Linked DNA regions of Homo sapiens: region 1 is linked to region 2. The links are chromatin contacts, found by Hi-C or POLR2A ChIA-PET in ENCODE. All regions are on one chromosome and are shown on one strand. The core of a region is the stretch at or near the end of the contact, and the rest is flanking DNA. Distances in the headings are between cores, read along the strand shown. Region 1 has its middle 64 kb from the start of C5orf67. Region 2 overlaps IL31RA (interleukin 31 receptor A).

Region 1 (3,109 bases), core at 341-2,840, 750 kb before region 2:
AAATGCTGAAATTCTTCTTTAACCTCAGTTCCAGTCAATTCACATTGGAAACCGCAGTGCTTTTAAATTGCGCATTCCTAATTCTCTGATTTCTCACCCCTGTGGCTTGTTTTAGGGTCTCTAGGTGTATATTCAGTCAGCTGAACCACTCGAAGGGCCTGGTCACACCTGTGTCTTACCTTTGTGCCTCCATTTCTACAAGTACAAAGACATGGAGGAAACAGAAATTTTGCTACCTCCTTTCAGTGTTAAGTTTGAGATATCCTGATAAAAACCTTCAAAAAAGGGACTGAATGTTATTATTATTTTTTAAAGTAAAGACAAGAGGTTTATGTCCTACAGTTCTGGAGTCTGGGAAGTCCAAGGTTGAGGGTCCTGCATCTCTGAATGTGAATTTTTAACAAATGTGTTGGGGCTGGAGGGTTGGGGTGAGTTGGAATGGGGACAGAGCTCTTGAAAGATGCTTATTAAATCTGCAGTCCTTTCTAACAGACTTTTACAGGTAGGAACGCTTTCTTTGAGAAAGATGCACAGAGCTTGTCCTCTTCCCTTGAAAGCCATGGGCAATGAATGATAAAGTAGTTAGTCATCACAGAGCACTGGTGACTTAACTGCTCAAATCAATAAATATTCCCATTTCCATTGACTCATTTAATGGGAAAAGAAGGTCACATGTCAAGAAAGAGGGAGGGGATGGAAGAAAGGAGAGAATGAGTGAGACAGGAATTTTGAAATGTATTAGAACGTGTTTTTTTCTAACATTTTAGTATGAAGATTCCCAAATTACAGGAAAGTTGAAGGAATTAAACAGGGTATACCCATTTACTCACAACTTGGATCCTGCAATTAATATTTTGCTATAATTGCTTTATTACCTCTATTGATCCTCTCAAGAGTAGCAGTCTGTGAGTTTTGATGAAGGCTTACTTGTGTGACCCAGTCCTAACCGGATATAAAATATAACCTTCATCTCAGAAAATTCTTTCTTGCCCCTTCCCAGGTAATCCCTGCTCCTACCTCACAGCCAGAGGCAACCACTATTCTAATTTTTAAAACTGTAGATTAGTTTTGCCTATTTTTGAATTCCATGTTAATAATACCATACAGTATGAGCTCTTTTGTATGTGAAGCTTCTTTCATTTACCATAATATTTTTGAGATACAGTCAGGTTGCTGTGTGTAGCCATTTATTTTTTAAACCACAATAATCTCTATTCATTTTTAGAGAGTCTCAGGTTAAGAGTTTCTTCTAAAAGCAACAGGAAAAATAAGCTGTTGTTTTTTTTTTTTTTTTAAGATAGGGGAGAGAGAGTTGAAAGGAACCTGAGTGAAAGGTACTTTGGCCTCTTAATTTTCATGATAAAGAAGTTGAGGCCCCGTCATTGCTCTGGGGCACGCAGACTGAGCTGAAACTGGAACCCAGGTCTCCTGATTCACGGCTTGAAAGGGTTAGGAAGGCAGCTGAGTAGGGTGGTTGTTTGAGCTGAAGCCATGTGAGAATAGAGAGTTTCGACAGAGCTTTGCTTTAGAGGATGTGAAACTACAGTAACCTCATGTGACAAAAAATCCTCCGAGGCCTTGGTATGGAGCCAGAGGAGGAAGTTTGACATGGCCTCTGGTTACCAGCTCCACCTCTGAACCCACTGGCCCAGGATGACTTATGGTGAGCTCTCTGATTTGCAATAAAACTAGACATGGGACAGAGAAAGCTTTTCTGCACCATGCACAAGGCAGGACAATGCTAAAGGAGGGGGGGGAAAAAAAAACAAGAAAGACACCTTCAGCCACATGGCCTTCCCATAGCAGGGGACCCAGAGCTGAAAATAAAACACCCAGGGAGGAAGGGATGCTGTGGTTACAGACAGAGCCTTTGTCTCCCAAGTGCATGTTCCAATTCAGCCCAGGATGACAATGACCTGGAGGTTCCTGCCTGCCAGCTGTTGGCTGGCCTTTGTGAAAGTCCCCGAGCTCCAGGCCAATGCTTAGCGGGCAGGTATCCATATCGTGAAGCCAATTGGCACTGCTGGTACCTTTGTTGATGATGTGAGCACAGCCACTGGGAACCAAGGCTGCTGGTGCACTCTTGCTACCAGCTGGCAGGTGCAAACCCATGGGCAGGTGCCCTGGGGAGAGACGGTTCATGCTGCCATGGTAACCGATAAAAAAAAGGAGGTTTCTTCAAGGTCAGTTTGCCCTTTTTTCTGCTAGAGGATATTGTGAGGAAGAAATGAATTTGTGGCAGCCCTGACTTGTGTGTAAATGTGTCCTTCATCTGTTTTGAATTGACACTTCTAATTGGATCTAATATTAGTGTCACCCACTGGGCAAATCTGGGTATTGGTGGGTCTCCTGGGCTATGTCATTGTGGACAAAGATCAAGTCACCAGAGAAGTCCCAGAAGAGACGTTCCAGTGTAAACCAAGCAGGATTGAACAAAGAATTCCAAAAGTGATTTTGAAAAGGCTGACAGTCAGGTTGGACAGGTTCTTCGGGCTATTCCAGGATGTGAAATTAATGCGGACTGTCTGAGGCGTGTCACCCTAGATGTCCTTTAGCCAAACTGTCCTAGGTGCAAGGAAGAAGGGACCCTTGTCAGCTTGCTTGGTGCCTCACGAGTTTGTCACAATGCATTCATTGTAAAGAAGCAAGCTTTCCTTATCATCATTGTCCTTCTCTCTGTAAACCTTCTGCTCATGCCTTTACCTTGGGCAAATACATTTTCTGGCTTTGATTTAAAAGTTCAGCTTCTTGATATTAATATTTCTGCGCTTCATTCTGATAAAAGTTGTTCTGACTCAGGTCATTGGCTTGGGTGTCAGTAATTTTCCCATTTAGCCTCTCTTGTGTGTTTTTCATATTCTGAGATTTCTGTTGGCAGAAATAACAGCATTGTATTAATTAATTAATTAGTAGCATTGTGTTATTGCAGGGGCTTCATGAACCCCTGGGAGAATTTTACTCTGTTCTGCTTACTGGGATGCTACCAAAATTATTTAGTACCCTGACAATCAGAAATATCATTTTTTTGGATAAACTCTAAGCAACTTGCCTGCAAGTATAACCATGGAGGTTGGCCTCAGCTTCCCAATGTACAAAATGAAAAGATTAG
Region 2 (3,116 bases), core at 574-3,073:
TATTGGACTTCCCCTTATTCGCCCTTCCATGGGCCTGCGCTTGTGGTTCTGATGGGCCGAGGCCAAGACAGCCCCTGGTTCTACCCCCAGAGTCTGCCCCTCCTGCTCTCTCAGGATCTTGTCCCTGCAGAGCAAGGCCTGTGGGAATCCAGCTGGGCCAGGGACCTGGGATGTCTAATTCTAGGGGCACTGTTAGTGAGCCCCCTGGGCCATGGATCTAGGGCTAGGTTTTCTAGGCCCTAGATCCTTTGGCCCTATAGCTTTGACAACAATAAGATGAGATTTTGATGGGTTTCTGGGCTCAGTTCCCATCAAGCTCCCATTGGGTTCTGATCTCACATAAGACTATATAGCCACAGTCTTCTATGGGCCAGGAACTCCTAAAAGGACAAACCTGGCATCTCGGGAGAAAGTCCCTACATGGAGACGGAGGCTTTAGTTGGGGCCTTCATGCTGTGCAGCCCAGGTCCTGCACACAGAGCGAGTGTGACTGCAGAACTGAGAGACGCAACACCGCTGGCTCCGCAGACGGAGGAAGGAGCCGCAAGCCAAGGAATAAAGGCATCGCCTAGGAGCTGGAGGAGGCAAGGAAGACTCTTCCCTATGGCCTCCAGAGAGGAACACAGCCCTGCCAGCACCTGGACTGTAGCCCAGTGTGACTTCCAACCTGCAGAACTGTGAAATCATCAATTCCTGTTGTTTAAGGCATTGAGCTTATGGAAATGTGTTACAGCGGCAAGAGGACACGAATCCTTGCTAAGTCTGTGGACTCTGAAAGTGTAACTCGTGAGCCAATAACTTATTTTTATTTTGATACGAGTCTCGCTTTGCCCCAAGGGCGCGTGGGGGTGGGGGAGGGGGAAGGAGGGGTGGGAGGAGGCACCCACGTGGTACCTTATTCCAACAGTCATGGGACATCCACTCTTCCAGCAGACCTGCTTTTGCCCTGCCCAGCTCCTGGGGGTGCTTACAGATTCTACACCGTCATGGGACTACCTGCTTCTGTAGCCATCGTAAACCCTTCTGAAGCTCTGGGTCCCTGGGGGCTTCTGTCTTCTTGTCACCAGGGCTGTGAACATGGACATGGTTCCCCTCTCCATCCCCACACCTGCCGTCAGCATTTCTCTTAGACCTCACTGGCTCTAAAACCAGTCTCAAGAGCTCTCTGCAGGCACCCAGGGGAGAGGGGAATGGTCTACACGTCTCACCAAAAAGGGGTCCCCTTGGAGTCTCCACTCCTCTTGATCTCCCCAGTCCCTTGGTCATCTTACTCACCCGAGGTAGAAAAGCACAAGGAAAGTCAAAGGGCTGGGCTCCAACCCCCCACTTCCCGCTTAGAGCCTCAGAGAGCCTCCGCCAAGTCATCTAGCCTCTCTGAGCACAGCCTCCTCATCTGCCACTGGCCAGAGCTACCTACTCACAATGCAGTTGTGAGGCTTACTGGGTACTGCGTGCCACACCTTGAGCACAGCACCTGGTGTTAAATGCCAGTCAATGGTTCTTCATAAGCTTAGTGATGAACAGGGGTCTCTGCGGGTGAATATCACCCTGCCCCAGGGCTTCTCCTAGATCCATGGTGGATGTTTGTCATACACTTGGGTACTTACCAGTCTGTTCTGTGTCCGTATTCCTTGTCCCAAAATTGTTTGGTCTCACTTGCTTTCTACACCCCCTTTTTTTTAAAAAAAATCTGGCAGTCCCCCGAACCAGAATGGGTTGAGTGACTCCCTGCTTTCTACACCTCTAGAAAGTTCTAGCGGTGCAATTTTCTCACTACCAAAAACGGAAACAAGTTCAGCTGCCTGGAGAAGCTGCCAGACGGGCTGTAGACCACGTTCCCTTTAAACCACGGCCTGCGTTGTGACAAGAGTCTGTGGGCAGCCAGAGGGAGAGGAAGATCCAGGGGCTCTTTCTTTCTTTAATGGAAGTGACCCAACTGTGTTTAGAAGCTGAAGGGAAGGAATGGCTAAAGAAAAACAAATTGAAAGTACAGGAGAGGCCGTGGTGGGATGGGCGGGAGACAGAGGAAACAGCAGGCACCTGCCACTCTGAGGTTTCCTGGGAGCCTGAACAGGAACAGGTCAGGGAGCTGTAGCTGCGGCGTAGCCTCAGAGCAGAGAGCTGAGACCCAGCGGCAGCTCCAGGAGCGGGAAGGAGCCTGGAATAGGAAGACAATGAGAGCCCGGGCGTGGGTCTCGGATCCTCCACAGGAAATGCAGGCAGGAGTCATTTCCTGCAGCAAAGAGTGTAATGAGCTGCCGAGTCCTGGTCAACTGGAGCCCTTTCCCACAGCCACCAGGCTTCCCTGATCTCTCACGTATTTACATTGTGGAGCCTCAGTTTAGATAGCTGAGTAGGTAAAACTTTAAGACAGGGTCTTGCTCTGTTGCCCAGGCTGGAGAGCAGAGGCACGATCTTGGCTCACTGCAATCTCTGCCTCGCGGGTTCAAGTGATTCTCCTGCCTCAGACTCCCGTGTAGCTGAGATTACAGGTGCGCACCACCACGCCTGGCTAATTTTTGTATTTTTTGTAGAGACAGGGTTTCAGCATGTTGCCCAGGCTGGTCTCAAACTCCTGACCTCAAGTGATCTGCCCACCTCAGCCTCCCAAGGTGCTGGGATTAAAGGTGTGAGTCACTGCACCTGGCTGAGTGGGTAAAACTTTAATATAGAAGTATAGTATTACATGAAAATAGTATAGAAGTATAGTATTACATGAAAATAGTATAGAAGTATAGTATTACATGAAAATAGTATAGAAGTATAGCATTACATGAAAATGGTATTATGGCTTTTTTGTATGAAAGGCCCAAATACAAAAGCATTTTAAAAGCTGTTCCTATTACCATAACCATGTTTTCACACTCTACTTAATAACAGACTTCTCATGCACATGCATTACAGATTGCATCCGTAGGTGGTCCATGTGTGGAAAAGACCACATACCCAGTCTTCAGAGATGGTTCTCTTGGGGCCACAGATTCAGTCTTCCTAGTTGGAAAACTCTGCATGTCCTTTCTAATTTGCATAGACCACAGGACACCTTTCTCGCATTTTAGTCCACACTTATATTGAAGTTGGGCAGGAAGACAGAATTCTAGTCCTAAAAATGAAAT

The links. A loop is a pair of places that touch in the nucleus more often than their neighbours do. ChIA-PET counts read pairs that join two places held with the same protein, here RNA polymerase II (POLR2A). Pooled maps may share reads with other maps.
Region 1: a loop to region 2 is called in a pooled map, with 2.7 times the contacts of the local background. The contact joins two enhancer-like sites. A Hi-C loop is called at or near these places in 2 of 37 single-sample maps with no recorded cell type and 3 of 50 pooled maps. POLR2A ChIA-PET finds 5 or more read pairs at or near these places in 1 of 52 experiments (SK-N-SH).

What each region holds. Positions count from the first base shown.
Region 1 is chr5:56,668,637-56,671,745 of GRCh38, reverse strand. No RefSeq gene overlaps it. Among named protein-coding and RNA genes, the nearest start is that of C5orf67, 64 kb to the right of the region's middle. RefSeq lists an enhancer at 1,251-1,300 and a silencer at 1,250-1,544. Within about 2 kb of position 1,590, at least 15 of the 41 ENCODE cell types and tissues checked have a DNase peak (open chromatin) inside an H3K27ac peak, as active enhancers do.
Region 2 is chr5:55,922,383-55,925,498 of GRCh38, reverse strand. IL31RA (interleukin 31 receptor A) reads right to left here. Exons shown (of 15, transcript NM_139017.7): 15 at 2,649-3,116. Among named protein-coding and RNA genes, the nearest start is that of IL6ST, 71 kb to the left of the region's middle. RefSeq lists an enhancer at 2,067-2,667. Within about 2 kb of position 1,823, at least 10 of the 41 ENCODE cell types and tissues checked have a DNase peak (open chromatin) inside an H3K27ac peak, as active enhancers do.